Linked DNA regions of Homo sapiens: region 1 is linked to region 2. Evidence: read pairs that join two places in POLR2A ChIA-PET (ENCODE). Cell type or tissue: CD4-positive, alpha-beta T cell. All regions are shown on one strand. Links, peaks and the distances in the headings refer to the core of each region. The heading gives the core; the rest is flanking DNA. Region 1 overlaps RASGRF2 (Ras protein specific guanine nucleotide releasing factor 2). Region 2 overlaps RASGRF2 (Ras protein specific guanine nucleotide releasing factor 2).

The links. Peaks named below come from ENCODE experiments on the same cell type or tissue, not always from the same donor. Only the 100,000 strongest peaks of a DNase experiment are listed, where the experiment ranks them.
Region 1: POLR2A ChIA-PET joins it to region 2 with 5 read pairs; 6 of 35 experiments call an interaction of 5 or more read pairs at or near these places.

The regions. Positions count from the first base shown.
Region 1 is chr5:81,088,526-81,092,931 of GRCh38, forward strand. RASGRF2 (Ras protein specific guanine nucleotide releasing factor 2) reads left to right here. Exons shown (of 27, transcript NM_006909.3): 10 at 4,276-4,406. Among named protein-coding and RNA genes, the nearest start is that of RASGRF2-AS1, 130 kb to the left of the region's middle. In CD4-positive, alpha-beta T cell, for the core only: no CTCF peak of the experiment used is centred there; no DNase peak of the experiment used is centred there.
Region 2 is chr5:81,004,784-81,009,189 of GRCh38, forward strand. The region is part of intron 1 of RASGRF2 (Ras protein specific guanine nucleotide releasing factor 2); the gene reads left to right. Among named protein-coding and RNA genes, the nearest start is that of RASGRF2-AS1, 46 kb to the left of the region's middle. In CD4-positive, alpha-beta T cell, for the core only: no CTCF peak of the experiment used is centred there; DNase peaks (open chromatin) are centred at 2,418 and 3,018; H3K4me3 peaks cover 2,561 bases; H3K27ac peaks cover 3,745 bases.

The DNA.
Region 1 (4,406 bases), core at 164-4,163, 84 kb after region 2:
TGGAAAATGGGCGTTGAATTAAATTATTTACTGAATTGCAATTATGACTGTAAAGTGTTTTATGTTGTATTTTTCTTGTATTGGAGTTTCCTGAAAATGTCTACTAATTGACTTGTGCTTGATAGTATGTGAGAATGGAGACGAAAGTTTCTATAATGTACAATTTCTTAAAGGATTTTTGATTGGGAAGTATTATAACCCACAAACATACTATATTGCTAAAAAACGTAAACTTTTTTAGGTCTGAGCTTGAAAAAACATTCAATAATGAAAAATGCTGGAAGGTCAAATACTGAATGTCATTTTTTTTCACTGCAATTGGAGAGAAAACAATCATGAACAATTTCTCCCTTTATTCATGCCCATATGTTATTAATTCCTTGTTATGTACCACATGTTTAAGGCACTTCTGTCAGCTATGAATATTTCTGATATTATTATCATGTTGATGTCAATATAATGATTTGCCTTTTAGCAGTATTTTTCTGCATGTGTGGTTTGGTTAGTTGTTTAAGAGTTATACAGTAAAGTTGGTTTCTAAAATTCAGACCTCAATCTGAAATTAGGAAGTAATACAATCACAGACAATTTGGAAAGTTTGCATTGTTTTGCTTTGGTTACTCCTATTATCACTTTTACATAGCACCCTTAACGACTTTAAGACCCATTGAGGCGTTTTCAAAAATTATTATTTTAAAAAAATTTAGAGGGATTCTTATTTTCTATGAAATGGTCTACAATTTATCTCTAAAGGTGTACTAATATTTGTGTTAATTACTTTTAGGGATGATATGTGGTCTATTTCTATGTGCGTGTGTGTGTGTGTGCATGCGTGCATGTGTGCATGTAGTTTCCACCTTATGTGAATTTTTATTCATAAGAACTAGAAAAATACGTCATCCAGATCATCTGAAAGATCACCTCAGAATAAAGGCATCAGCAACTCTTGAATGTTTTTTGATGAGGATTTAGTGATTGAAATAATGAAAGTTTTATTGTAAATGGTTTCCCATTATTAGTCTGTTGGATAGGATACAGAAGACTATATTATAGAAATGGTCTGATATTATCATTGTTTTCTAAAATCTATTAATAGTTTGTTGAATAAATGTGTGAGTGTCTGAGGCAATGATAGGAAAACAGTCTAGCTGCATCACTGGAGGTCAAATCCTGTCTCCCCTACTTCCTTGCTGTGTGATATTGGGCAATTTACTTAACTTCTCTATGCCTCAGTTTCTTCTCCTTAAATTGGAGTTAATAGTAGTAGCTATCTTTTAGGATTGTTGTAAAAATGAGCTAATGCTCACAAAAGCACCTAGACTAGTACCTGCAAGATTATGATAAACTTTAAAAGCCAAGATCCAAATTTTGGAATGACTTCCTATTTTCAATAACATGAAATATGTATGAATATTTAGTAGAAGATAAAGGCACTCTAAGCTGACATTTTGTACAAAATCTATTATGCATTGTGAACAGTGTTTTGTGGAAATGTAAGTCAGGAAAATGAAATATAGGTGACTGAATACAGGACTAAGTGCCTTGAGAATAAGACATGGACCTTTCTGGTATTTTAATCATTCCTAGACTCTAAGTCATGCGCTTTCAATGTACCAGTGTTCTCTGAAATTTTAACTTTGGGTCTAGAGACAGTTATATCTTCTCAAATGCCTAACCCAATAAGCTGGAAATGGTTCTTCATTCTTTTTCATTACTCAGTAGAATTAAGAATAAGGGGCATAGTCTTGAATGCCATTCTGTGGGAATGAAGTGATTGAATTAACAGAAATTTTGTTGGAAGTTGACCCCAATTATTAGAGAGACCGATGACCAGGATGCAAAGAATCATGCTATAGCAATGATCTGATGAATTACTAAATGAATACTAAGTATTTCTCTAATTTGTATTAGCTAGCGAGGAATCCTTTCTTCATATCTCATAGCTGTATTGAAACATCATGTCAAATGCAAGAGAAAATGTGAAAAAATCCTCTTAAAATGCTTTTTCCAAATATGATTATTTCACAAACCATAGTGTTGCAATTTCTCACTTTTAATTCAGATGTATACATTTCTGTATGTACCTAATGTACACAGTCTCCTATGTCTCCCTTCTACTTGGATATAAGGTAAACAATTATAGATTAAGCATATTAGTGTATGGTTGCCAAGGAAACATTTATTTTTTTTGTCTCACAGCTGAAATTCACAGTAATTGCTAATATATGAGCTAACAGCGTATTCTGTAATTTCTTTCTAAATTGTATTTATTTTTATGTATTCTATAATTTCTGACATAGAAAATCACTAAATTGCTAGAAGCATTTACTAACGAACACATTATTATTGAGTTTTCACAGCTTGCTTATAGCCTTTCTGAAAATGACTCCCAGAGCTATTTGTCCACCAAGATTATTTGTCCAAGCCTCAGTCTTTCACTCAGCCCTAAGTCATGGGCCTGATGGCTCATGGCCCCCATGGCAGAGCTAGAACTTACTCTCTTCCCATCTGTCTTCTTTCTGAGTCTTATATTTTATGTGGCTGAATCCCCTGGCTACATCACTCCCTTCTCACTTAGGCATGACCTTAGGCGAGCTACTTGGCCTCAGACCTCAGTTTCCCCATCTGTGAAATGGGAGGCATTAAACCATGTCCTCTGCAAGGCCTCTGGCTTTGATTGCATCCTGAGCCCTATGAGCCCATCCTTCTGCTGCTATGACTTGCTCATAGACTTCCCTAACTTCTGCCTCCTGCTTTCCCCTGCCTCCAGTACTCTATGTCATTCCTTGCTGCCTGGGCTGCCAGCCAGTTTGCTCCCACCCACCTCACCTCCTTCATTCACTCTCCTCTTGCCCATCCCTTCGTGGGAGTCAAGCCGTCTCCTGGCCCATTGTTCCCCAATCCCACACCCTCACCCAGGACTTCTTCCTTGCTATTCTTTAGGCCCAGAATAGCTGCCTACTCTGTGTCTGTCAAGCATCCCACTGCAGCACTCACCAAAATAGACAGTGTGAGATCCAGGCGTGGAAACTTGGGTCTCTTGCCACCCTGTACACCTTTCAATTTCTGTTAAAAAGTAGATGCAATTTGCAACATTCATATGTTAATATGAACATTTTGTGACTCACAATCATAGTTTTACCAACTTACATATATATATTATTTATATGGAGAACTTTAGTGGTCTTTTTCTGCTTATTGAAGTAGTTTGTGCTCATTAAAAAAATCAAGAAGCTAGAAAAATGTATGAAGAGGAAAATAAGGTTGTCTACAATCTCATCTCTTAGTGATGACTGTTGTTAATGTTCAAGGGTTGGATATGCACTTAATGATTCTTCTGAGGGTAATATGAGCCTGCAGAAGGCTGCATTTGGGGTAGGTGGTAGGTTAAATAAATGTAAGAAATTTGACTATCTCAGGGCACTTCAGAAGTCAGAATCAAGAGGTTGGCAAGAATCTTTGTTAGTACTTTTTGGTTTGATATTTAACTTAGATTGGAATTTTATTTTTGGGGTAGGGGGAGGTTGCTATGAGGGTGAAATCTAGAAATAATCAAAGGTAATGTTGGTATTATAAAGTCTGTGTATAGCTTCCCACATTAAATGGAAGGTAGTTTTGCTCCTAGGAGTATACTGGGTATAGATTTTATGTGGATTATTTTCTGTTTAGATTCCACAAATAATTTTTATCTCACATAATTTAAATGTAACTTGAAATAGGTGTCCTTTAAAAATAGTTCTTAGCTAAATTTCACTGAATTATATAATTTATATATTTTTATAATATACATGTATTGTACATTCTATTTTTAAAATACAAGGTAAACTGTATTAATATGCTATTTATCTACATTCTGTGCTTCAGGAAGAATACATTGCATTTGCTTTTTGTTATCATATTATTCTATATAATTATGCAATATGTATGTTATTATTAAATACATAAATTGATTGGATCAGATCACTAAGGACAGATGGCAGAAGTGCTTCATTCTTTGAATTCAATTTTGCCATCTTTCAAACTTATTTTCCAGTTTATAGATGAAGAATCAAGTCTAAAGTGTTTCACAAAAATATTAGGAACAGTTCAGCCCTTAAAATACAATGCATTGTTTCTTCTGCTCAGACTGGAAGAGAGTTACTTGTTCTGATGATGTGTCACATAAATCAATCCCTGGTATTTTGGGAAACAGACCTTAGTGTTTATTGCCGTGGACATGGTCCTCACTTGACAGAATTTTAATTGCTGTGTATTCTTCATTTTTGTAATCACCAGGTTCTCTTATTCAAGTACCTTCCGTTGAGAGGGGGAAACTTAGTAAAGTTCGCCTGGGTTCGTTGTCTTTGAAAAAGGAAGGAGAGAGACAATGCTTCTTATTTACAAAACACTTTTTAATATGTACAAGA
Region 2 (4,406 bases), core at 98-4,097:
GCAGTGCAGCAAATATGGAAAAGGTACAGATGCCCTGATTGAAATGATAATCTATGTAGCTGATTGTTCTTTCCTCAATGTGACGTTATCAGTATTGTTCTTTGCTTGGAACAGAGTGCAGTACACGTTGATATTAGCATTTGTTTTCAGCTGCACCTGTCACCATACTGAATTTCCAAACATTTTCATTACCTCAAAAAAGAAACCCCTCAGCCCTTAGCCATCATCTCCTAATTTTCCAAACCTACCCCCAGTCCTAGGCAACCCCTAACGTACTTGTTCTGTATAGATTTGCCTATTCTGGACATTTCATGTAAGTGGAATCATACATTATACCGTCCTTTGTGTCTGGTTTCATTTAACATTAGTGTATTATTCTATTCCCACGCTGCTAATAAAGACATACCTGAGACTGGGCAATTTAGAAGGGAAAGAGGTTTAGTTGACTCACAGTTCACCATGGCTGGGGAGGCCTCAGGAAACCGACAATCATGGCGGAAGGGGAAGCAAACATGTCCTTCTTCATGCTGGCAGGAAGAAGAAATGCGAGCGAAGGTGGGGAAAAGCCCCTTATAAAACCGTCGGATCTCGTGAGAACGCACTCACTATCACGAGGACAGCTTGAGGGTAATGGCTCCCATGATTCCATTACCTCCCACCAGGTTCTACCCACAACACATGGGGATTATGGGAACTGCAATTCAAGATACGATTTGGGTGGGGGGCACAGCCAAACCATATCAGTCAGTGTTTTTAAGATTTATTCATATTGTAGCATATTTGTATTTCACTCCTTTTCATGGAGAAAAAAAATCCCATTGTATGGATATACCACATTTTGTTTATCCATTCCTCAGCTGATGGACTTTTGGGTAGTTTCTGCTATTTGACTTCTATGAATAGTGCTGCTGTGAACATTCGTGTAGACATTTTTGAGTAGACATATATTTTATTTCTTTTGGGTACATACTGAAGAGTGGAGAGACATATTTTGCAGTACTTTTTTTCCTTTCTATCTGGAAGATTGAAGGGGAGTATTCCTTGGTGAGGTGGGCTCTGTCTGTGATAGAGAGGGCATTAAGTCAGAGGTAGGAATTGCTGATTAGAGTTCCAGGTCAGCGCCTGACTGGCCATGTGTTTGGAAGTTCACTCTGTTTCCTCAGCTGTAGAATGAAGTAGTTTTATCGGACAATCTTTAAGGTCGCTTCCAAGTTCAAATGTTCCAAGTTCAAACGTTTTCCTGAGTGAGATTGAAAGGCTTTCAAGATATGAAGGGAAATATTTCAAACAACTTGGACTTTAATATTTATTTATTTAATTAAGTTTTGTGTTTTTAATAAAAATAAATCTTTAAAAATTGTATGGCTATAGAACCAACCTTACTCAAATTTGTATTACCCAAGGACATCTACTTTAATATTTCGGTGTATTTCCTGTCGAATTTGCCCCTTTAGGTTGTTTAGTTGTTTATTGGGCTGTAGTCATGCTCAATGCACAGTTTTCTATGGGGATCCTGTTTTGATTGCCCTTCAGACTGGTCTTGATTTCACTTAATATGCTTCTAACTTTGGTTGAAGGACCTTTGAAAGTGAAAAGTCTTTTGAGTTAAGTGGTTTTGGTAAAGCCATGATAGTTTTGAAAGTGCAAAGGTGTTTCTGAAAGTATGTTACCTTCTAGAATAGTCAGTAGAAAGCTTCATATGTAGTAGGCAGAGATAAGGCTGTAAGTGTGTCAGAATCTAATAGTTCCATACCCCAGAGCAGCTAACCCACTTCTTCCTCCTGTGTTTTGGTGATTTAGAAGCCATCAAAATGCTTATTCCCTTTGCTGGGGTTCAGAAGCTGATGCCCCGAACTATGGTGCTTTGACATGCTGAACCGAGGAAGGAGCCTTGAGACCTCTCGGATCCCCCTTTCCCCACTTCTCCGTCTGCCCCAAAGCACAGGATAAAATTGTTCTCTGAAGTTCCCTTATCTGCCTAAAGTCCAGACCTGCTGAAGAAGAAAACAATTACTTCTGGTCACTTTCCTGAGTTTTCATTAACTGAACACATGTCTCAGAAAGAAAGATTCCAAGTCCATCAACACACTTTTATAGACTTGTCACAAACCATTGTCTGTTCTGCGGGCCCACGAGACATTGTCCCAGGCCATTGTATGTTCCTCGAGTCCATGGCATTCTCCTAAAAATGGTTTACTAACCCCCTAAAATAAGCCTCACTTCCCCATCTCCCTTTCTCCTCAGAAGGGTATATAACCATTAACCATCTGTACCTCATTGCGTGGTGGAGTAATCACTGTGTGATCCGCCTGCCTCCGTACACATTTATAAATGTGTATATGCCTCTTCTCCTGTTAACCTTCCTTTTGTTAGATGTGGCTTCTCATTCGGGAGGGGGTGTAGCTTTCAGGAAACCTGCAGAAGGTGAAGGGGAGGAGTTTTCCCTTGGCCTCTACACTTTCATAATGCTCAAAAAGTTTCTGATTGTGGTTTCAAATTATTTCCTGTGTTGGAGGAAGGTTGAACTTGTTTTTCTTTTTGCCTACTTTCTGGTTTTCAAGCTCAGCAACTTCATTAACTTTTCTAGCTCCTGAGAGACCACTCTGTGCAGTGAAGCAGGCTCTTCTGCCCTGAGGAAGGGGTTCATTCTTTCCCAGGGACCCTCTCCCTGGAGCTGCCTTGAGGCCAGAACACCTCCACACTGGCACCAAGTGTTTAGAGAGCCCTATTGTCAGCTGCCCCGGGATGTCATTTTTTCCTTCATGGTGAGGGTTAGTTGGCCATATACTCCCTCGCTTTCTTTTTTCCATTAAGAAAAATTCACGCCAACAAACTCAACTTTCTCAGGGTGGTCCTTGCATTTATGGTAAATATTGAAGGCTGATTTAGGACGAGGAAAGTGAACTATTCAGATCAGCTGCCCCTCCACGATAACTGCTTGACTTGCTCACCTAATCGCAGGTGCAACTGAGACAGAAGGATAACCATGTATTGTTCTTCAAAGGAGTGACCTCATCCATGGAGGAGTCACCTAGTAAATGCAAAATGCTGAGCAAGCAGATCCGATGCAGCTTCTCATTTGGGAGGGGGTGAACTGAAGAGAGAGACGTGAACAGGAAAAGCAATGGAAGCATCCTCATCCCTTGGCCATGGCAGTTATGGAAGGGTTCCAATACCCTCAGCTTCCCAGGACCATCCAGCAATAGTATTTATTGTCTTCATCTATGGTAAACACTTTCTGATAGGCCAAAATTGCACTGTCTCGTCTGATTTACAGAACCAGCTATCTCAAATGTGTAGTAATTGGAAAAAGTGGATGATGATGGTTTCAGTTTTCTTTTTCTTTCTTTCTTTCCTTTTTTTTTTTTTTTTTTTTTTTTTTTTTGAGACAGAGTCTCGCTTCTTCGCCCAGGCTGGAGTGCAGTGGCACAATCTCGGCTCACTGCAACCTCCTCCTCCCGGGTTCAAGCAATTCTCCTGCCTCAGCCTCCCCAGTAGCTGGGATTACAGGCATGTGTCACCACGCCCGGCTAATTTTTGTATTTTTAATAGAGACGAGGTTTCACCCTGTTGGTCAGGCTGGTCTCAAACTCGTGACCTCCAGTGATCCACCTGCTTCAGCCTCCCAAAGTGCTGGGATTACAGGCATGAGCCACCGTGCCTGGCTGGTTTCAGTTTTCATACAGCTTATTTTAGCACTTTGACACATCTTGCACTGTTACTTAATCTTATAATGTTATTTAATTGCTTTATGAGTGCCTAATTTAGCTTTTCAGCTAAACTGTAATCTTCTTAAGATCAGTATATGTGTGTCTATAAAATACATACCAGCATGACACTTTCAAAAATAAGATGGTTGATAAAATAATGGATAAAATGGATTCCTCCCCTCTTCCTTCTCTTCTTCCCTCCCTCCTTCCTCTCCCTTTTGTAGCACCTCCTGTCTCTTAGGCTGCTGATTTAATATTAGAAATGAGAACAGAAATGGCTAGGGTGGCATCTAGAACCATTATAAAATTCAAGGGCAGAATAGAATTTTGTAGACTTGATGATTTTTTGGAAATTTATTTTCTGGACATACTTCTTATCTATACAGGCTCCAGCCCATCTATTTCTTCCTTTCCGTGTGATCCATCCTTTTGTGGTTGATTGTCTCAGCAAGTAGAACTTCAAGTCAGAGTCCTGGGTTTTGGACTCATGATCTGGTTGGCTTTGCCACATAGATAGCTTTCACAACAGAGACTCACAACAGAGTGTGGCAGACCAGTGGGAGTCCACTACTACCCCTGGGCCTGCAGCTGAGAGCACATGCCCTGATGGGTTGTGGGTGATTGTCCTGCCTCTTTCAGCCTGTTTCCTCATCTGTAAAAGGGGAATAAATTATGGGCTCATGACGAGAACTCGAT